Regions from separate parts of the Homo sapiens genome. Here region 1 is linked to region 2. Evidence: read pairs that join two places in POLR2A ChIA-PET (ENCODE). Cell type or tissue: OCI-LY7. All regions are shown on one strand. Region 1 overlaps IMMP2L (inner mitochondrial membrane peptidase subunit 2). Region 2 overlaps IMMP2L (inner mitochondrial membrane peptidase subunit 2).

The links. ChIA-PET counts read pairs that join two places held together with the same protein. Peaks named below come from ENCODE experiments on the same cell type or tissue, not always from the same donor. Only the 100,000 strongest peaks of a DNase experiment are listed, where the experiment ranks them.
Region 1: POLR2A ChIA-PET joins it to region 2 with 22 read pairs; 2 of 35 experiments call an interaction of 5 or more read pairs at or near these places.

What each region holds. Positions count from the first base shown.
Region 1 is chr7:111,526,032-111,530,031 of GRCh38, reverse strand. The region is part of intron 1 of IMMP2L (inner mitochondrial membrane peptidase subunit 2); the gene reads left to right. Among named protein-coding and RNA genes, the nearest start is that of IMMP2L, 34 kb to the left of the region's middle. RefSeq lists enhancers at 2,382-2,431, 2,752-2,821. In OCI-LY7, no CTCF peak of the experiment used is centred here; DNase peaks (open chromatin) are centred at 971, 1,471 and 2,281; H3K4me3 peaks cover 2,503 bases; H3K27ac peaks cover 2,939 bases.
Region 2 is chr7:111,385,343-111,389,342 of GRCh38, reverse strand. The region is part of intron 3 of IMMP2L (inner mitochondrial membrane peptidase subunit 2); the gene reads left to right. It overlaps LOC124900232 (a long non-coding RNA gene), which reads left to right. Exons shown (of 2, transcript XR_007060475.1): 2 at 2,280-4,000. Among named protein-coding and RNA genes, the nearest start is that of IMMP2L, 180 kb to the left of the region's middle. In OCI-LY7, no CTCF peak of the experiment used is centred here; no DNase peak of the experiment used is centred here.

The DNA of each region.
Region 1 (4,000 bases), 140 kb before region 2:
TAGGATGGGGCCTGCTTTTCCACTGAATCAGAGGGAAGGGTGTGCATAAATGCATGATGTTTGCAAGTTGAAGGAGTCCTTACCAAAAATCAGGAAGCCTTTATGAATTTCTGTATCCTAGTTGTTTCCTGGTTGTATTTTCTCTCTACATCAGTTGTACTAGAGCATGACCTTCAAATTCATTTGTTTTTACATATTGCTGACTTAAGATTGAATACATCAGTTTTAACCTCTCTTCTCTTAGTATCCAGATGCTTATCAGTTTACCAACAGAAAGTCACAATTATCTCCATGAAAGAAGCAATTTTATAGGGCTTAGCTTCATCATTGTATCAGTGTTGACTTTTTTATTGGGTATCTTTGCCAAAAAATGACTAACTTTATGCCTTACATAATTACATTTCTCCTCCTTTATTATTTTTGGCTGGTTTTCCTCTTTCTTTCTTATTTCTTTTTTTGTGTATGTGCCATTTTGGTCTTTCCTGAGAATTTTCAAGTGAGAACTACTAGGTCAGACAAGACTAAAGATAAAGAATTTGATACTGGTATTCATGTTCTAAAGAGTACTAAGTGTCTGTTTATAAAATATTGTTTACTTATAATGTGAAAGGAGCAAGATAGTCCTGAAAAAATTTTTTAAATTGCTTTCTATAGATTACTTGCCAGGATCTGCTTCCAGTGGAACCAAAATTGTTGTAATTCATCAGTTTTTCTTTTTTATCCTTGTATTAGACCACATGTATCCAAATGTCTCCTGATTTTTCACATGCTTAGGCTCTGTTTGCCGAGCCAGGTTATTGGTACCAGGGGCTGCTAGAAAGATCCGTGGAGGATGATAGCTGGATTATTTATGGTCATATACTTGTTTCTTGTGACCTTGTCACAGGTCCCTCTGGGGAGGAAGTATGGCTTGGTCAATCTGGTGTCTTAACATAGTGTCTAGCACAAAGTAGGCACTTAATGTTGAAAGAATGAAAATGCAAACTCTACGTGGAGAAAGGACCATGCTGACCTTGTTCTATAACACATATTTATCTCTTAGCACAATTCCATGGTGCATGGTAGGTACACATATACTGACTGATTCAGGAATTGTGTGTCAGATTTGCTTGGATCCCTACTCTTGTGTTCTCTGATATTCATAGTTTGATGGTTTCCTCTTTATAAATAAAATCTTGATTTTGTGTAGGCTTATGATGATTGAAAGGTTACATTTTACATAAGATACTGCTTTATAACTTATTATTTTCCTCTTACCTTCAAACCTCCCACACAACTTTTAAATAGTTTTTATAATTAGGATGACTTGTGGTGGATTTATCCACCTGGTTGCCATGGATGAGTGATTGGTGACTTTGTACAAGCTAAAATATAAGCAGGCTTAAGAACAATTTTAGATGAATTAATGCATGATCAAGCCACAAGTTGTTACGGGAAGGAGAGAAATTTACAGTGTGGGTTGTTATGTGGTTGAGGTCAGCATCACCAAGAAACTCTCACTTGTAAGTGCTGTATGCCAGGTGGCAAATATGGTTTCACTTGATTCTGAAAGCTTATTTAAAAAATATTCTCAGTTTAAGCACTTCAACAATGAACTGGGTGTACTTACAATTTTAAGCAATAATTTTCTCAGGAGCAGTGTTTTGAACCTCAGTGACTTCCATAGTTACAAGAAGAATGAGGTAACTGATAAAAATTATTCCCTTTTTGCTGGGGGTGATTTTAGTACCTGATTGTTATTGCTTAGATGAAATTTTCCCAGAGGAAGTCGGGGCTAGGTACTTATTACTGTGGTGGTTTTAAACATTTAAGGTGTGAACAAAAGACCGGATCATCTGAATGATTCTTTGGCAATTTACATAGACAAGGAGGTGCATTAACTTTGCCAATATGTGAATGCCATAAAACTTTAAGAAAATTATTGGATATGACAACATAGAAATGTTGTGTTCATTTCTTCATGTATGAATGGCTTCTTTAGTATTTACATGATAGAAGCTTTTAACAGTGTTTTATTATTATGAAATATAGGTGCCCCTCACAATTCAGATAAAACAGGACTGAATTGAGCGTTTTCTTTTGAGCCTCTGAAAATAGCAACCACTTGTACCTTGTTTCCAGGGTAGCTTTTATTGCTCTTGCTTCCTTGGCTTGGAGCAGGATCAGCACATATCAGATTGAGACATCTCCCACATGCTCCTTTATAATCTCTCAGAAAAACACTTGCCCTGACTTTGTTGTGCAGGCGATGGTAGCAATGCTCTGGTCAGCAGTCAGGTTGTGGAAATGAGAAGTGAAAGAGCAACGGTGTTCAGGTCTTTATCTATATTTAAAATGTTCTTTTACATCATTGGCACTGGTTTCAGCTCCCTCACTGTTGGGTCTTTTAACCAGTTGTTTAAAAAAAGTTAATTCTCTTTTATTTTCAATACTTAAAAAAGTCTCAAACCATAAAGGCAACTCACTTTTTCTTAGTCAATAGTGATCTCAGTGTTTGTTTTAGTATCTGCCAAAGTTCTTAAGAAACAGTTAAAAGACAATAAAAAGTTATAGAAATAAAGAATTCTGGCTTAGAAAGAACCTTAGATATTAAATCTACCCCCCCCCCCTTTTTGGAGACAGGGTCTTGTTTGGTCACCTAGGCTGTAGTGTGGTGGCACAGTCATAGCTCACTGCAGTCTCAAACTCCTTAGCTCAAGCAGTCCTTCCACCTCAGCCTCCCAAGTAGATAGGACTACAGGTGTATGCTACCATGCCTTGCTAATTTTTAAATTTTTAGAGATGGAAGTCTTGCTGTGTTGCTCAGGCTGGCCTCGAACTCCTGACCTGAAGTGACCCTCTTGCTTGGCCTCCCAAATAAGCCCCTTCTTGTCACACATGAGGAAACAGGCCAGAAGTGACTTGTTCAAAGTCATGGAACTGGTTATAGACAGAGACAGATATCTACCTCAGGTCTCCTGAGTCTCATTACCATGCTCCTTTTTGGGGACCAGTGACTACATGGAGTAGAAGTAATGTAGGAGAGCATTACTGGAAAAGAAGAGGAGGCTCACAATTCAGGAAATGTGAATTTAATGCAACTTTTATTAATGTTTCCCCCTTAATTTACATTTTAATCATGCATACTACCTTATAACTAAGATAGCTGTGGCATCATATTTGGAAGCATTCCGTTTCTGTCCTGCAGGTATCCTCAGCTGTTTTGTGAAGGTCCATGCATGCAGGGCATGATGAACAGCAAAGAGAAGACATGTTTCCATTCTGTGCCTCTTAAAATAAAAGTAGCGAATATTTGACAGAACTTTCCAGAAGTTTCCAGAAATATAGATAGCCTGCACTGGCTACATAAACAACATTATAGTCAGTTAAATATATTGATTGCTGCATAAACAGGAAAGAATCTTGCTCAGTGTTATTTGTACTACTTAGAGCAGCAGAGATTGGGGTGAGAGTGTGGTTTGTTCATTGTGATGGGATAGAAATTAACACTAGTGTTACCCCGTATTATCTGTATATCATAGTGACTTCCTAGGGCAGATACCATCTTTCTGTTTTAGAAACCAGCAAAAATTCAAAGAAGAAAATAGTAATCGTCTCCATTCCTAGCATATAGAATTAACCACTGCTAGCATTTTGATGCTGCTTTCTTCCCTCTTTTGGTATACTTTAATAATTACACAAGTAACATATGAGTGGTTATTAAACAATTAAAACAATATAAATATTCAATTTTAAATACTTTTATGTGCACATATAAATGTATGTTGAAATGTAAGGTATTGTTTAGTGAGAGTTTTTGAATGGTACTATACTGTATGCTTAGCCATCTTTATATCCTCTGTACTTAGCATTGCTGCTTGATAGCAAATAAATGCTTACTGAATTAAAAATTCACGTAATAAATTCTGTATATACTCTATCCAAACTGAACTTATTTTAGTTTCTTAAACAGCTACATTTTATTTTGCCCCTAGGCCTTCATATATGTTACTGCTTTTAC
Region 2 (4,000 bases):
TATATGTCCAGAATCTAAGCCTTGTATTTAGCTGCCCTGGCTCTTTGCTCTCCTTCAATCTGGAATCTTCATTAATCTTGCCTTATCTTTAATGATTTTGACATTTCTGAAGAGTACAGCTATGTTTTGTTTCTCTACTTGGGTTTATCTGATGTTTCCTTATGAATAAGTTGTTATTTTGGGCATTATTACCACAAAAGCGATGCTATGTTCTCAGTTCCTCATGTTAAAAGGTGTGGTTCAAGCTTATCTTGTACTTTTCTTGCCCCAGCCCTGGCGCTACCAAAGACTTCTGGTTTCTTTTAGTGGATGCTAAGGTTGCTCTTTGCTACTGGGTCTAAGATTGCTCTTTACTACTGAGGTGTCTTTGCTTCTAGATCTTTTCAGTGAACAAACCTAGGAAATACAGATTTGCACATTATATGTATATATGTATGTACATATATGCATGTACATACATATATTGATATGGCTTGGCTGTGTCCCCACCCAAATCTCAACTTGAGTTGTATCTCCCAGAATTCCCATGTGTTGTGGGAGGGACCCAGGGGGAGGTAATTGAATCATGGGGGCCGGTCTTTCCTGTGCTATTCTCGTGGTAGTGAATAAGTCTCACGAGATCTGATGTGTTTATCCGGGGTTTCTGCTTTTGCTTCCTCCTCATTTTTCTCTTGCCACTGCCATGTAAGAAGTACTTTTCGCTTCCTGCCATGATACTGAGGCCTCCTCAGCCATGTGGAACTGTAAGTCCAATTAAACCTCTGTTTGTTCCCAGTTTTGGGTATGTCTTTATCAGCAGCATGAAAACGGACTAATACATATGTACATTACATGTATATATGTACGTACATATATACATATACATCTCCATCTATCTATCTATTGATCAGTGATTATCTAAAAATATATGTTCCCACTGATCTCCTCGATTCCAAACGACAGGGTTTATTCTTCCTTCCCCTTTTTGTACTTGTAGGTTCCTTCTCCAACATTAGAAAACCTGGCTCCCATTATCCTCAGTATATTTATTTGTTTGCCCAATTTCCCCTTTTTATACTTAATTTTACAGCTGTATGGGTCATCTCCTTGACCTCAACCCACTATCCCCAGCCAACTGGTTGAATATTTGGTCCCGGTCTTGCTGTCTGTGCCAGCTAATTTCTCAGTCCTAACCAAGGGTAACTGGCCCAGATACTTCTTGTTTCCTAGCACTTTTATTATTTTCTTTTAGATATAAAGGGCTGTGTGGACTCTAAAAGTGATTTGGCTGAGCAGGTAGCATTTGGTATGGGTTATATCATAAAACAAATTTCTATTAAAAATGGGGTTATTTAGTATTTTAGTTTTTTTTTTTTTTTTTTTTTTTTAAAGACAGAGTCTTGCTCTGTCTCCAGGCTGGAGTGCAGTGGTGTGATGTTGGCTCACTGCAACCTCTGCCTCCTGGTTTCAGGTGATTCCCCTGCCTCAACCTCCTGAGTAGTTGGAACTGCAGGCACGCGCCACCATGCCTGGCTAATTTTTTGTATTTTAGTAGAGATGAGGTTTCATCATGTTGGCCAGGGTGATCTTGATCTCCTGACCTCGTTGTCTGCCCACCTTGGCCTCCCAAAGTGTTGGAATTATAGGTGTGAGCCACTGCGCCTGGCCGTATTTTAGTTTTTGTAAAAAAAATTATTATTCTAGATGTGAATGACAGAACTTTAGTGCTTAGCTTAAGATTCTGTTATGCAAGGCAATAACACTGGCATACATGCTAGCCATTTTTGATGTTAAAGATAGTTTATGAATAAGAAACCATCTATATTGTTAAGGCAGGTTTTTCTTTGGTTTCTTTTGGATTTATTTTTTGGCAGCTTGATAAGCAATAGCTAAAACGAGTTCTTGTTGAACCTTGTTTATTGGTTTGCAATAATGAGAACAGTTATTGAGTCCAATAATTTTGTGCTTTTATTTTCAAGTAACAAAGTGTTCTTATTTTGTGATGATACCACAGAAAGCTGGTTTAAAAGCTAGTTTTAAAGGATCTGTAGCTTGAGAGGTTGTAATTTAGAATGGAGACATGGTGGTCAGAGGAAATGAGCCAAAGTTAAAAGCCTTTTCTGTGCCATTGCATCTGTAACCATCCTCAAAGTACTCTGCACTTTATGTCACAAAAAAGCCTCAAATCCTGTGGGTAAATGTTATCTGCAGGAACCTCATCATTTTTGAAAACAGTACTTTTATCCTTAGAGTGTTTGAACAAGAAATACAAATAATAGTATTTTCTTTTCTTTTTACAGGACAACAGATAGATAGAAGTATTCTTCTGCTATTTTTGAATAAGTGCTATGTGATATAAGAAGCAAAATCAAATTTAAAATTAATGGATGGTGAGATAGAAACTTATGGTATTATCTTGTTTAAATCTCTTTTGCCTCTTTTGTGAAACAGTCATTCTCTTCTTTTTGTGGGGTTATTTTATGCCTAATTTTCTTTTACAAGGTAGAATATAATTGCTTGTCAGCTAATAGTTTATGGCACAGATATTTTTGCCAAACACATTAAAGGTAGATCTTGGTTATACATAACCTTCAAGGAACACAGGGAGCACACATGATATGGACAGAGAAGTTGATGGGCAGTGATTATGATCGCACAGGGAAGGGGAGTGAAGGCTTGTGTTATTCTTTTTCTTTAAATGTATTTACAGTTTATCATGAGTCTTTTATGAGTTTTCATGTCCTTGTCTGCTGTAACTTTACTTGCTTCTTATCCATTCCCTCTCTCTGTCTGCCTTTGTCTCTCACATACATTCATTCACACACACCCAAATACACATACCTTCACACTTGAATTTGAGTAGCTGGCATGCTTAGAAATATTCTCAAATGGGGGTTACATAGGGCCAATGTATATAAATTGATGTACCTTTATGTATATATGTATTTGTATAGTCACACACTCTATTTTCAAATAGAAAACCAGTCATACAAAGTATTTGCCTTATCTTAAACATTCAGTTTATGTTTGTTAAGTGAATGAATGTATGAGTCTAAAAAGAGCAATGATATTAAGGATTGGGGAAAACTGGGCATAGGAAGGATTACTCATGGGGAAGTTATTTATTCAGCAAAGATTGACTTGTCTAGATTATTATATCAGGTTATTTATCAATCATGTGGAGCAGGCTGGGAGTGGTGGTTTATGCCTATTATCCCACTGCTTTGGGAGGCTGTGGTGGGAGGTTTGTCTGAGGCCAGGAGTTCAAGACCAGCCTGGACAACAGAGCGAGACCCTGTTTCTTAAAAAAAAAAAATTAGCTGGGAGTGGTGGCATGTGGTTGTAGTCCTAGCTACTCGGGAGGCTTAAGCCCAGGAGTTGGAGGCTGCACAGTCCAGCCTGGGTGACAGAGTAAGACCCTGCCTCTATTAAAAAAAAAAATTCATGTGGAGCAATTGGTAGGTTGAGTTTATTCCTTCACCCCGCCTTACTGAACCAAATCTTATTTCTGATTAGTAGAGGGTAAGTGGATAATTAATTGAGATGTACACATATTTCATTGGAAAAGATAAATTATGCCTTAGATGAAGACAGTGACCTGGGTATGGGATCAGATATTTGTAATTTTTTTCCTTTTCCATCAGCTTTTCTTATGGCAGCTCATTTTCTGTCTTATGACAGCCAAGTAACCAGTAGAGTAAAATGACGTTTATATGGTAGAAACCACAATGAACCACTCAGGACATCTGCCTTTAAAAACAGCAATAAAAAGATCAAACATTCTCTAGTTACAACTTTAACATTTTACCATTTGGAGTGATACTGCTAGTCCTGTCAATGAAAAGGACCACTTGGCATCTTTTTGGAGTATCCGAATGTGTGGTTGTGGACTCACTTCGGCCTAGGGTAGCGCTATGGGTCTTGTACAGGATTTTCTGAACCACTTTTCTAATGTGCCCAAAATGTAGAGAACAGGATACTGCTTCCCCTGCTGCTTTCCTGAATGTCAGCATCTTTTTCT